Linked DNA regions of Homo sapiens: all the other regions are linked to region 1. A link is a contact called in ENCODE Hi-C or POLR2A ChIA-PET data. All regions are on one chromosome and are shown on one strand. Each heading gives the region's core, a stretch centred on a gene start or an enhancer-like site at or near the end of the contact. The rest is flanking DNA. Distances are from core to core; before and after follow the strand shown.

Region 1 (4,170 bases), core at 705-3,204:
AGAGATCCTGCAGGCTGCCTTCCGGGCAATCTGGGAGGGCTGTGGTGACTATCGTGGCCTCTGCTCTTGCAGCATGGGGTCACTGGGGAGAATGTTTGCCTGAGTCAGTGGCGCCTCTGCGTTGCGCCATAGGATTTCTGGCCCAACTCCCCAACTGTGGAGAGGAACCACACTTGGTATTGCTGACAGGAGCCAGACTAGGCTTATTTCTCGGATTCTGTTGTTCCTCAGGCCCACTTGGAGCCACCCAGGGTTCTAGGTCAGTTCTCTGTTGAAAGGGCACGTCTCTGTAATTCTGACTGCCTATAAGTTCAGTTAGATCAAGCTTGTCCAACCCAAGGCACATAGGCCACATGTGGCCCAGGGTGGCTTTGAATGCAGTCTAACATAAATTCGTAAACTTCCTTTTTTTTTTCTTTTTTTGGAGATAGAATCTCCCTCTGTCACCCAAGCTGGAGTGCAGTGACACGATCTTGGCTCACTGCAACCTCCGCCTTTCAGGTTCAAGCAATTCTCTTGCCTCAGCCTCCCAAGTAGCTGGGATTACAGGTGCCTGCCACCACACCTGGCTAATTTTTGTATTTTTAGTAGAGAGGGGGTTTCACCATGTTGGCCAGGCAGTTCTCAAACTCCTGACCTCAAGTGATCTGCCCACCGTGGCCTCCCAAAGTGCTGGAATTACAGGCATGAGCCACTACACTCGGCATGTAAACTTTCTTAAAACATTATGAGATTTTTTTTTGGCGACTTTTTTTCTTTTTTTTTGCTCATCAGCTATTGTTAGTGTTAGTGTATTTTTTTTTTTTTTTTTTTTTTTTTTGAGATGGAGTTTCGCTCTTGTTGCCCAGGCTGGAGTGCAATGGCGTGATCTCCGGCTCACCGCAACCTCCGCCTCCTGGGTTCAAGCAATTCTCCTGCCTCAGCCTCCTGAGCAGCTGGGATTACAGACATGTGCCACCACACCCGGCTAATTTTGTATTTTTAGTAGAGATGGGGTTTCTCCATGTTGGTCAGGGTGGTCTTGAACTCCCAACCTCAGGTGACCCGCCAGCCTCGGCCTCCCAAAGTGCTGGGATTATAGGCTTGAGTCACCGCGCCCAGCCTAGTGTTAGTGTATTTTATGTGTGGTCCAAGATAATTCTTCCTCTTCCAATGTTGCCCAGGGAAGCCAAAAGATTGGACAGCCCTGAATTAGATGGTCATGTCAACAGGGAATGTGCTGGCCCTCAGCTTTCTCTCATCACTGGTTCTCAACTGAGGGCAATTTTGCAATTGCCAGGGGACATTGGGCAATGTCTGGACATTTTTGGATGTCAGGACTGGAGGGAGAGGGTGGCATGCTACTGGCATCTAGTGGGTGGAGGCTAGGAGTGCTGCTAAACATCCTACAATGCACAGGGAAGCCCCCCTCCCCAACACATCTGTTCCCAAATGTCAATTAGTGCCAAGGTTAAAAATCCCTGCTTACAGCCATGAAAATAAATCTCTTTCCTATTCCCAAGCCAGGGACACACTATCCCAACCAAATATAATATGGGACTTTTATGTTTTAAGCCAAAGCACAAAGAGTTCAAGAGTACGGTCTCTGCCACCCTTTCTTGCAGGACCAGTGCAAACATTTAAGTCAGACAAGCGGCCCCAGCAGGGCTTGAGATCCCACATATGGCCACTGGAGGGCAGCAGTGACTTCTCCCAGTTTGTCCTATGAGGCTAAGGCAAGTTTCCAGCCCAACAGCCTGTGGTCTAGGGCAGCCCTGGAGGAGCAGTCAGCTGTTAGGAGCATGTAAATAGGGTCAACAGACGCTAATGGAGCTAGGAGAAAATGGCTTTTCCTCCTCATTTAGTGTGGAAGGAAATATTAAAAAAGGGGACACGTGAGCCCCAGCGCCTCACACAGCGCAGGAGTCGGGAGGCAGCGAGCTCCCTTCCAGCTCCTCTGGGCTAGCCTCCTTCCCCAGGTCACGCTGATCCAGGGCCACGAGCCAGAATGCACACTCTCTGTCCACACTCCCCTCCCAGGAATCCGGGCTATGTGAAGCCCGGGCCCTGCAGCCCATCCCAGTTTCCACTGCATGCAGCCACCACCTGGACCATGCCAGGACCTGAGCCCAATCTGACAGCTGTGGCTGCTGAGCTGTCCTTTCTCGGAACCTAAGTGTTCTCCATTCTCTACCCCACACTGTCCTTTCTCCATCACATGCAGGTAGACCCTCCCTCTCAGCGAGCACAGGGGATGTGGAAGGGGACAGGCAGAGCCTCAGGGAAGCCAGAGGTGAGAGGTCACTCCCCAGCAGCATTTTTGGTCCCTGGCGGCTGGCTCACCATAACTCCAGAACTGCTATGGAGCAAGAAGAGTAAGCAGAGGCCCCTGCCCCTCCCGAGGTAGCCGTGAGCTAATGGAAGTGAACACAGCAGTACGCTGTGCAATACTGATCACCACTGTCCTCTCCTGGAGGGGACTCCTTGAGTCAGGATGAGGAGTGCCTGATCCACCTGCCCCAGGCGCTAGGAAGGCAAGCAAGGCCATGGCTCAAGCTTGCCACAATACATCTCTGGACTAAGGAAAGAGAAATACACTGGAATACAATGAGAAGTCCTAAGGCTGAGCTCTGCTGGCCAAGGAGACTGCGTGGGAAGGCAGCAGGTGGTGACCAGGCTGGAACTGCAGGGAAGTGGAGTGCAGGAGCTTTCAGCCCAGCCCAGGCACCTTCCCTCCCATCCTTGCCTGTTGGGTGTTCTGGGTCTGGAGAACCTAGAGCCAAATGCTCCTGCCTGTTTTGGGGAGCAACCAGGAAGGCGGGTGCTCCTTCCTGTGGCCTTCAGAGAGTGACTTGCTGGTCAATAAAGGATATTAAAATTAGTAAAATAATCAAGAAGTGAGGAGTTTTGAGTATTCATTCCTTTTGTTTTTAATTAAATTTAATTTTAAGTTAATATAACTTAATTTTTAGTAATGGCTCTATTTAAAACTGGTTCACAAAATTCCTGAAAACTTTACAAATGGTTGTAGGAAACCACCTGAGCCAATTCAGGGACACCACTGCACCTCAGATGAGAGGATGAGACCCAGAGAAGCCCCTTGAAATGACATCACATCTGCCGGGTCTGTGTGAACCAAGTGCTCAGGACAAACCCTGCCTCTCAGGATTGCAGTGGGAGCCCTGACTTCCAGTCCTTGGACAGAAAAGTACCAGGAAGGGATGCTTGGAGGATCTTTTCAGCTGGAAGTTGAAGATTGAGGGTGTGGACACCAGGCTGCCTTGCCCTAGAGCTCCAGGCATTCCTGATGTCACTGACCCTTCTTGTCCCCTGGTACCTGTGCCAGCTCCAGCTCTATTCTGGTGTCTCCCTGCCCTTTCCCCAGCTTCAGACACCTGCGTCTCCCACCATTCTGAAACCCTGGGAAGATTTCAGTGTTCCTATCTGCTTCTCAATTTGCTTGTAGGGGTCATCAACTTCTTCCCACCCTGACAGCTGTGTAACCGCCCTCCACCGGCTCGGGCCTGCCCTGGCCTGCTCTGGTATTGGGTTGGGCAGGCAGCCCTCACACAGACAGTGAAGTGCCTTAGCCTCTGCCCAAGGCTGCAAGGGAGGTGTGGAGGTGGCTTTCAGTCCCCTCTCTGTTTCTTCATCTACAAGCACTGAATGAGGAAGGCCGGGGTGCTCTTCTGCCTCATTTGTGTGCAGTGTCTGTGCCCAAAAGAAGGGTCTTTCCAGCTGGTGCCAAAGCTCAACTTTCATGTTTTTTAGAGGAGGGAGTGGAGGCTCTGAAGGAAAAATCACCAAATGATCCAGTCCTATCTCTTGGGAGTTGGCTGGAGTCCAGTTAAGAGATGTTAAAGGGAGCTAACTACGAATGCAATCTTAGCCTGGGAACGATCCCTCTTCCGAGAGGAGACCCTGCTGCAAAACAGTCCCTGGGTTTTCAAGCCTCTCTGCTCCCCATGTTGCCTGTCGTGAAGGCAGGGAGCTCCAAATGTCCCCATTTTCCGCACTTTCGCAGTCCCACTCACCAATCTCTTCATACCGCATCACCGTGCCCAGATTGGCATTCTCATCTAAGGAGGAAAGAAGGAAGGTAGGGCATTAGGGAACAGGCTTCCTGGTACCCAACACACAGTCTGCCTGAGGGCCTCAGCAGGAATTATTGGGATGGGGTGGGGTGGGTGC
Region 2 (4,170 bases), core at 827-3,326, 230 kb after region 1:
GCATGTAATACTAATATATGGTATACTGAATTGAATGTTACCTAATTTAGTTTATATAATCACTTAATTTTTATGAAACTTTTTATTAATGATTTAAGACATACAGAAAAAATAACATACCCCATATAAACCAAAATATCTTACAGTGTTAGGCTAATATCTTTCTGGGAAATTTTTTTTTCTATTAATAATTAACCAAACTTTAGTAGGTAAACCTTCAGAAAAAATATTTATAGAAAAATTCTATTGGAAGTCCTTGAAATTGAGTGAGCTACCTTGCTGCCTTTCTTTTCTCCCATATCTTTGTTACTTTTTTTTTTTTTTTTTTTTGAGATGGAGTCTCACTCTGTCACCTAGGCTAGAATGCAGTGGCGTGATCTCGGCTCACTGTAACCTCCGCCTCCCTGGTTCAAGCGATTCTCCTGCCTCAGCCTCCTGAGTAGGTGTGATTATAGGCACACGCCATTACATCTGACTAATTTTTGTATTTTTGGTAGAGATGGGGATTCACCATGTTGGTCAGGCTGGTCTCGAACTCCTGACTTCATGATCCTCCTGCCTCAGCCTCCCAAAGTGCTGGGATTATAGGCGTGAGCCACTGCGCCTGGCCATCTTTGTTGCTTTAAATAATGGCTGAGGTCTTTTGGAAGAATAACTGCCAGGCTTAGCCATTGAAAGGAGTAAATGAGGCATGGTGCGGTGGCTCACGCCTGTAATCCCAGCACTTTTGGAAGCCCAGGTGAGTGGATCACCTGAGGCCAAGAGTTCGAGACCAGTCTGGCCAACATAGTGAAACCCCGTCTGTATTAAAAATACAAAAATTAGCTGGGCGTGGTGGCATGCACCTGCAATCCCAGCTACTCTGGAGGCTGAGGCAGGAGAATCACTTTAACTGGGGAGGTGGAGGTTGCAGTGAGCAGAGATCAAACCCCTGCACTCCAGCCTGGGCGACAGAAAAAGACTCCGTCTCAAAAAAAAAAAAAAAAAAAAAGAGTAAATGATTTAAATACGAAATTAGGAAATATGTTGTAATCACCGTATACTGGTCAGTATGCCCTCCGTAACAGCATATGCCATCCTAAAATGTAATAAGAAGGATAGGTACTAGTGAATCTTATTCTAATTTCTCAATAATTTAGTTCTGCAGTGAAATTCACAAAAAAAAAAAAAAAAAGAATTAAACAGCATACCTGCCAAGATTTGCAAAGAGGAAAAGGACTATTAAAATATCTTTTTGTCAGCTCTAGAGTCACTTAGGCTAATGTCCTAAGAGTTCATGGATAATCTCGTGTCATCTTGTTCAAGGAAAAGTGTGTTGGGGGGTGAATAGCTTGTATATTTACTCAGTAAAAGGTACTACTCAGTTCTTTCCATTATTAACAGATTTGTCATCATCTATATTGTGTATATCAGTGTCTGCTCTGAGTTACTGTATTATGCTCTTGAATTGGCATTGAAAACATAATCTATTGTGTGATGAAAACAGAACATGGAGCAATATCAGGCTATCTGTACCATTTACCTTTTCTTAGACATTGAACAACCTTAGTAAATAGTCTTAGGGTTTGACCTTTATAGGGGACCTTTGGCTGCCCAGAAACTTTAACTAAGATAATGTCTGCTCATTTGAATGATGGTCTTGATAGATGAGAATTAGTAATCTTTTACACTTCTTTTTCTTGCCATAAGTGAATTAAAGCAGGGTTGACTAAATCTATTAGTTAGTGATTAACAATTTAACTAGGGATGAGGAGCTGATAGTAAACTCTATTCTTAACTAGCCTGTAAACTCTTAGGAGCATTAACTCAAATCCAGGAGATTCTCTTTGCAAAATAGGATTGTGGTGGCTATAGATGCTAATAGCAAACCTAAAGAAGAGTGATGATTATTCCATTGTGTAGTAGCAAAACGAAGTAGCCCAGCTAGTTATGGGAAATATATAATTGAAAAGCCCATTATTAAGTTCACCTACTGAGGGAGTTTACTGTCAGTTATTGCAATCATAATCCCAGTGATTGCAAAGGTTAATGTGCCTTGCATGACTCTGGCAGACAGCATGGCCCCAATTTTGTATTATGTGTAGTCATAGCCTGACTTTCTGATTACATTCTACACCCAGTCTCTCATCTGACCTCTTTAGCAATTTAATCCTAGTCTTCTAAGTCTTTGTTTACATTAAATGACTAATGTGGATTGCTCACAAAAGTATCTTAGGAAACAGTCTACCGCTCATTAAAATAATACTGTCATGGCTTATTCGGTCAATATATTGAGAGAGGAGTAACTGCAGAATACCAAAGCAACTGCTAGATAATCAGCTGATGTGAGAATTCTGTAAGGACATTTGTGGGAGTCCTTACAGAGACTCCCTTACAGAGACAAAAAAGAAAGAAAAAGTTGCTTTGGAAAAAGAGATACAGTATGAGAGTAAACAGACCAACTTGACAGTCTGTTATTTCAAATGGGTTGGCTTACTGTAAGGCATATAGTTTCCTGTTATATGAAAAGGCAGAAATACAAACAAAAAGCAAAGGGCAAACCATTCTTTTTTTTTTTTTTTTTTAGCCCTTTTCATTTCATGATATTATTTCAAAACTAAAAACAGAAGCATTGTAAACCAGACTTAGTCATTAGTCAAAAGTTGAAAGTCATTTGAAATATAGTAGTATAAAACTTCTGCAGCATTCTATGGAATATATTTAGAGCAGGTTTTGCCTTGGGGATAGAGCAGGAAGGAGTCACTGGTGTGGTATAATGGTTTTAACTGCTGGGGTTTATCTATCTACCGTTATGTTTTTGTTTTTGTTACTCAGATTCTAAGCTGGGTCCAGCTGAAGTCTGGACATCCAGGCAGGCTCTGCAGGACCTGTACCAGAAAATGCTAGTTACCGATTTGGAATACGCTTTAGACAAGAAAGTAGAACAGGATCTGTAAGTATTACCTATCATTTGAGAAGTCCCTGTAAGATCAAGAATTTCACCGAGACTTTAAAACAGTTTGGTTCGTTATTTATTTTTCAACCTGTTGCAGAATAAACTTTTTCAATGGAAAGTAATTCTAGTATTTGTGATATTTGGCCATTGGTATTATTTCAAATACAGTCTTTGGAGGAGGTAAGAAGAGAAATGTTTAGAGTTGAATTCTATTAAGGTCATTACGGCAGCTCTTTTAGGGCCTGTCAAAAAAAACAAATATATCTATTTCAAATACTAAGAGTGTTTGGATTGTCTGTGGTCAGTCTTATAATTAAGCCGCGATTTAAAAAAAAAATACAAGAATAGGCTTTAGAAAAATCTTTCTTTGTTAAACGTGATTCTATAATTTCCCTGTCAGGAAAATGTATTTGCATTGTAAGGAAAGTTCCTTCTTTTAATTAAATAAGTTGGTAGTATTTCCTCCCCTACCCCCAATAAAATGAAAAATTTTGTGTATTTAGACTTTTCCGCTTCTTCTTTCTATAAGGGGCAAAATGGCAGATAACCAGATTCCCAAGTGAGTAATTGTCTTTTGTGGAAGGCTTTGCCTTACAAATTGGAACAGGGACATTAGCCTGATAGAAATTTAAAAATCAATTAAGAGTACTTTGTCTACTAATGTCCGTTACCCTAAGTTTTGGTGAAGATTAGTTTTTTCTATCATTTACATCTGCCTTAGATACTTTATATTTTTAGGAAGTCGAGTAATACAGCTAAATTACGACCATCAAAATCCTTATCCTGTGATGTTAGAGTCAAGGATAAGATGTCATCAGAAATGCTGAGGGAAGTGATTGTCCTCCTAAGTCATTAAAAAGCCTAGTGCTCTAGAGCCTCAGAAGCTGATGTTGATATAGAATTAGGTACTTCCATGCTTTCCAGGTAAGTTGTAAACCTCTTATCTGTGTTTGCTTCCTTTAATCAGGCCAGTAATATCTTCCCTTTGTTCTAGTTTTTTATTCCCCACTGTGGTTTCCAGGTGAGAGAGTGACTGTATTCATCATAACTGGACTTAAACTGATTCCATATATAACTAGATTAAAGAAAAGCATTTTATAACAGGATTTTGGTATGCCATATTTCAGCATTATATTGTTTCTTATTGTAAATAGCCAAATTTGAAATGTGGCTTATGTTTCAATCACAAGAGAAATAAACAAAACTATTAAATAGCAGTGAAACTGAATGCTCTG
Region 3 (4,170 bases), core at 717-3,216, 160 kb after region 1:
TGTCAGTTCTGAGTAGCTGAGGACACCGTGGTTTCATTGTCCTGTTAGTGGAGAGTGGTTTTCAGAGTGTCATCATGGCTGGAGAACCAGGTCTGGACACACGATCACTCAGGGGCAAGGTGAGTGAGCTACACATGCCCCTGATTTGACTGTGCAGGCCCTACACCTACCAGCTCAACTATCCAATCCTGTGTTTTGAGGCTGTTTGGAGGTATATGATCCAGGATGCCTGAATCAAACCAACACTAAAACCAGAAATACCTAAAAATGAGGCATTGTAAAAATGATGGCAAATATTGTTTCGGTCTATTTCAGCCTCGTTTCTGTTTTTTTTGTTTTTGTTTTTGTTTTTAATGCTTACCACTGGCCCTAAGCATTCTAGGTGCTAGTTACTTCAACAGTGGTCAAGTGAGAGGCTGGGGAAGGGTGGAGCGGCAACTTTGGAATATGGACTTGTAAAGCTGTTTTGTATTGTTACCTGTGCTTCATCCTATATTAAAATGTTTTTTTCTTTCATTGGAAAAGAGCTTTGTAGTTTTACCTTGGCTAAGCTCTTTCTTACTCAGCGGCTTTTGCAAAGCTACAGTGAAGTCATTTTTGCTTATTATTTGTGCTTCTACCTACTTCCAAAAAGAATCTAAGATGACTTATTCCCCAAACAATTGTGCTAACCTTAGGCCTTCATTCTCTTCCAGACCATCTGTTCCTCTTTACCATGAAGTCATAGTACTATATTTGTGACAGCACAATCATTTCCATGGCAACAGGATGTGGTCCTCATCACTGAATCCTGATTTCACTCTGACAAAGATCAAGCAGCAGGGGATTGGGTAGTATATTCCGACATTTTCTATTCTTTTTCAAGTTTAGCATCTCTCTGAAGAAATTCCTACTTTTGATTCTAAAATTTTATACTCAGCCTAGAAATATGTTTTTGCAGAGTTTACATACGAAGTATTTGCCCAGCAAATAATTAAACATGCAAGCCAAAAATAATTTTGTGTGATTTGAGAAAATTCACATAAATCTATACATACACACACTATGATATGTAAACTTGCTTGAAAGTGAGATGATTAGCAAATGCCATTCTGGTTTGTATAAAAGAAAAAAGAACAGCAAATCCATTTAAAAGACGAGAAACTTCTAAGCCTAAGAAATTTGCTTTGATGACTGTGATAAGCAGTGGAAGGGACCTGACCTAGTTCTTACTCAATGCTTTCCTTATCTTCTTCAGCACAAATAAGACACAAAAGGGCCTTCCCATGTGAGCTCAGACTATCTGACCAGGGAAAGATAGTTGGATAGCTTTATTAATATGAATGACCAATATTCCTATAATTCTGTCCATTTGCTTTGATTGCACACAGTTTAATTACACAGTCTTTGGAGAAATTCCTTAGAAAACTATTGCTATACTATGCAATTGAGTTAAAAGTATAAACTTTAAAAAGGGAAGTAGTTACTACAGCATCAGAAAAAAAAATACCTAATTGGTCCATTAATTTAGCAGCTTTACAGGACAGATGGCAAAGACTGTTATAATGAGGCTCTGCTAGACATATTACATAACATAATATATATCATATATATTGTATATAGCATGTTACATATGTGTAATGTCATATGTATTATATAAGATATATGTGTCAGAGAAAAAGAGTAACTTGTAAGACTTGATCATGTTCCCTTCTTCTGTTCTCCTCCAGCTTCCTTGTTGAGTCTAAGGGGTAAGTCGGGGAAAGAAATAGGGAGAAAAGTTGGTAAGGGACAGAAAGAAGAACTGAAGGAGAAGCTAAAGCAATTTACATTAAAAAGAAAAAAAAAGATAAGAATTACCTGCAGTGGAAAAGATCTGGAAGGAAGGGGAAAGGGACAGAGAAAGTAGGGAGGTGAGAGGTGAAGAGAGTGATTGAAATCTGAGCAGGAGCATTTGGACAGCAGCTGCTCTGCAGCGTGGGGCTTTGGGGAAATAGGAAAGAAGGATTTTGACTAAGTTCCATTGTTTGCGATGGGATGTGATTCATCACTTTGCTACTTCTTCAAGAGCCTTCAGTGAAAATAAATTATTTTTCAAAGCTCATTAAAGGTGGATTTGTGATTCTTTTGAATGAGACAAAATATTCGGATGGACTCTAAGGCTACAGAAAGCCTTATTCTGATTTTACAAATATATATGTAAGCAGCCTCTCTTGAGGAAAATAATAAGTGGTGCTATCATTGACTGCTATCTCTGACCCTCGGAGATTATGTTGACCAGAGCTGTCCCAGTCCCAAATAATGCAATATTTGCAGTAGGTACTGTCCAGAGATGGGTGGCCTTCCATGGTCTGGAGTTTCTAACTCTAACGAAACTTAATTTTAGCCTTAAAGGATTTAGGAACTTAGAAGAATCAAATGTGGAAGGGTAGAAAAAGACACAATGATTGCTTCAGAGAGCCCTAGTGCCAAGCCAGTTTTTGAGGCCTACAAGAAGGCAAAGGATAATTACAGAGAGCATCATGATACCTAAAGGACAGGCTTCACTGACAATTGTAGTATTAAGGCCTGCTTCAATCTCACATTGGTCTGAGTCTTATTACAGACTGTAGTTTCTTCAAAAAATGCAGAGCCTTTACTCACGCATAGGAGTATGGTAATAAGTGGGAAGGAAGTCCTTCTGTGAAGGTCATCATCACTTTTGATCTCATCATTATTTTCCTAGTGTGAACATCATAATAGAGGTTATGTAATGATTCAGGGGAGGGCAAGGTAAGACAAGGTGAAAATGATCATCAGGATAGAAATGGGAGGCCAGGGCAAGAGTAGGAAGGCTCAGCGATTCCCAAGTGTCCCACCTAACATTAGTGCATGAGATGCACGGTGATAAAAAAGAGTTCTGTGAGAAGACAATTTTGGGCACAGTGTATAATTGTTTTTCCCTTGGAAAAATACCCACTTGCATGCTATAGGCTCTGAGAAGTTCCAACAAGAAAAAAATTTCTGCTTAAACTACTGTTGCCCAAAATTATTTGATCATAAAACACATTTTAGCAACAACTATTAACATTCCAAGAGACTGGTATTATTCAGAACATACATTGGCTAATATTGGGGCAGATGATGTATCTAAAATCACCTCATAACAGGTTATATTACTGTGATAGCTTTAAAAAATACTGAAGGGCACTGGCCTACTGTCAACCTGTATTCAATTACTGTGACTTTTGGCCTTCCTATAATTTTGGTGTAGGACTTCACCCTACTATACAATCATGGCTTGCTTCATAAAAACTGGGTAGGGTTTGTATGTAACACTCTACAAAGCTTCATCCCTTCCTTCAGTGCTCCCAAATGCTCATTACCTTCATGATGCCTGTTACTACCCAGAAACTCTCATTTGGTAAATCTCCAGGACGTAAACTTTTCTCTGCAGGACTGCATGCATCAGTGTCTTTAAACTCCCTCCCACCAAACCAATCTTATTTTTCAAGAAACAGCTTTCTGCTAGGGAACCAACAAAAATATCCATCCTAATGTCTCCAGGTTAGCCAGGTTACATATTTGCAGCCTGACAGGGACTTCCTGAAAATGTAATGCCTTTATCCTAAAATAAAAATAAAAGAAGTTCCATGGGTAGGGATTTCCAGAACTGGGACAAGTTAACAAAAGGAAATGTTTTGAGTTAGATGGGCCTTTAATGATCCACAGATAATATCCCTTGAGAAGTTGCCTGTTCTCTTTAAAAGAAGGGGACTCAGTCAGCAGGGTGATGCTCTCTTTGAAGGAACCACGCTTGACTGTGTGATATATTTCTTTTAAAAAATACAAGAATCACTGGCACAGAGTCTCATAAGTGTGTGTAGGGGAGGTATCTACATTTAATTAATAAATAGTGTCTCTGCTTGGGTGTGGACTTTAAACTTTTTTTTGTTTATTTTTGAATAGGTAACACACTCATGTATACAAAATCAAAAGGCATATCGTGAAAAGTGAGTTTCTCTTTTTTCTCAGTGATTCTGTTTTCCTCCGCAGAGGCAACCACTATTACCAATTTCTTAAATTTCCTTCCATGGACATTCTATATATAAAAATGTATATATGTATTTTTAAACATATATAATTTTTCTTTTTTTACACAGATGGTAGCGTAATATACATACTACTCTCTATTTTACTTTATCTTTTCAT

Evidence for each region. Hi-C counts contacts between places; a loop is a spot of excess contacts on that map. ChIA-PET counts read pairs that join two places held with the same protein, here RNA polymerase II (POLR2A). Pooled maps may share reads with other maps.
Region 2: a pooled map shows a loop between it and region 1 (5-fold over the local background). The contact joins two enhancer-like sites. A Hi-C loop is called at or near these places in 1 of 37 single-sample maps with no recorded cell type and 6 of 50 pooled maps. POLR2A ChIA-PET finds 5 or more read pairs at or near these places in 2 of 52 experiments (A673 and T-cell).
Region 3: a pooled map shows a loop between it and region 1 (2.2-fold over the local background). The contact joins two enhancer-like sites. A Hi-C loop is called at or near these places in 3 of 168 maps with a recorded cell type or tissue (OCI-LY7, Panc1 and cardiac septum), 1 of 37 single-sample maps with no recorded cell type and 1 of 50 pooled maps. POLR2A ChIA-PET finds 5 or more read pairs at or near these places in 2 of 52 experiments (AG04450 and activated B cell).

What each region holds. Positions count from the first base shown.
Region 1 is chr1:183,279,982-183,284,151 of GRCh38, forward strand. It overlaps NMNAT2 (nicotinamide nucleotide adenylyltransferase 2), which reads right to left. Exons shown (of 11, transcript NM_015039.4): 7 at 4,014-4,058. Among named protein-coding and RNA genes, the nearest start is that of LAMC2, 96 kb to the left of the region's middle. RefSeq lists enhancers at 1-279, 1,852-1,911 and a silencer at 1,592-1,641. Within about 2 kb of position 1,955, at least 26 of the 41 ENCODE cell types and tissues checked have a DNase peak (open chromatin) inside an H3K27ac peak, as active enhancers do.
Region 2 is chr1:183,513,060-183,517,229 of GRCh38, forward strand. SMG7 (SMG7 nonsense mediated mRNA decay factor) reads left to right here. Exons shown (of 23, transcript NM_001375584.1): 3 at 2,815-2,932. Among named protein-coding and RNA genes, the nearest start is that of SMG7, 43 kb to the left of the region's middle. Within about 2 kb of position 2,077, at least 4 of the 41 ENCODE cell types and tissues checked have a DNase peak (open chromatin) inside an H3K27ac peak, as active enhancers do.
Region 3 is chr1:183,442,490-183,446,659 of GRCh38, forward strand. LOC105371646 (a long non-coding RNA gene) reads left to right here. Exons shown (of 4, transcript XR_922351.2): 2 at 696-830. Among named protein-coding and RNA genes, the nearest start is that of NMNAT2, 26 kb to the left of the region's middle. RefSeq lists a silencer at 1,051-1,251. Within about 2 kb of position 1,967, at least 2 of the 41 ENCODE cell types and tissues checked have a DNase peak (open chromatin) inside an H3K27ac peak, as active enhancers do.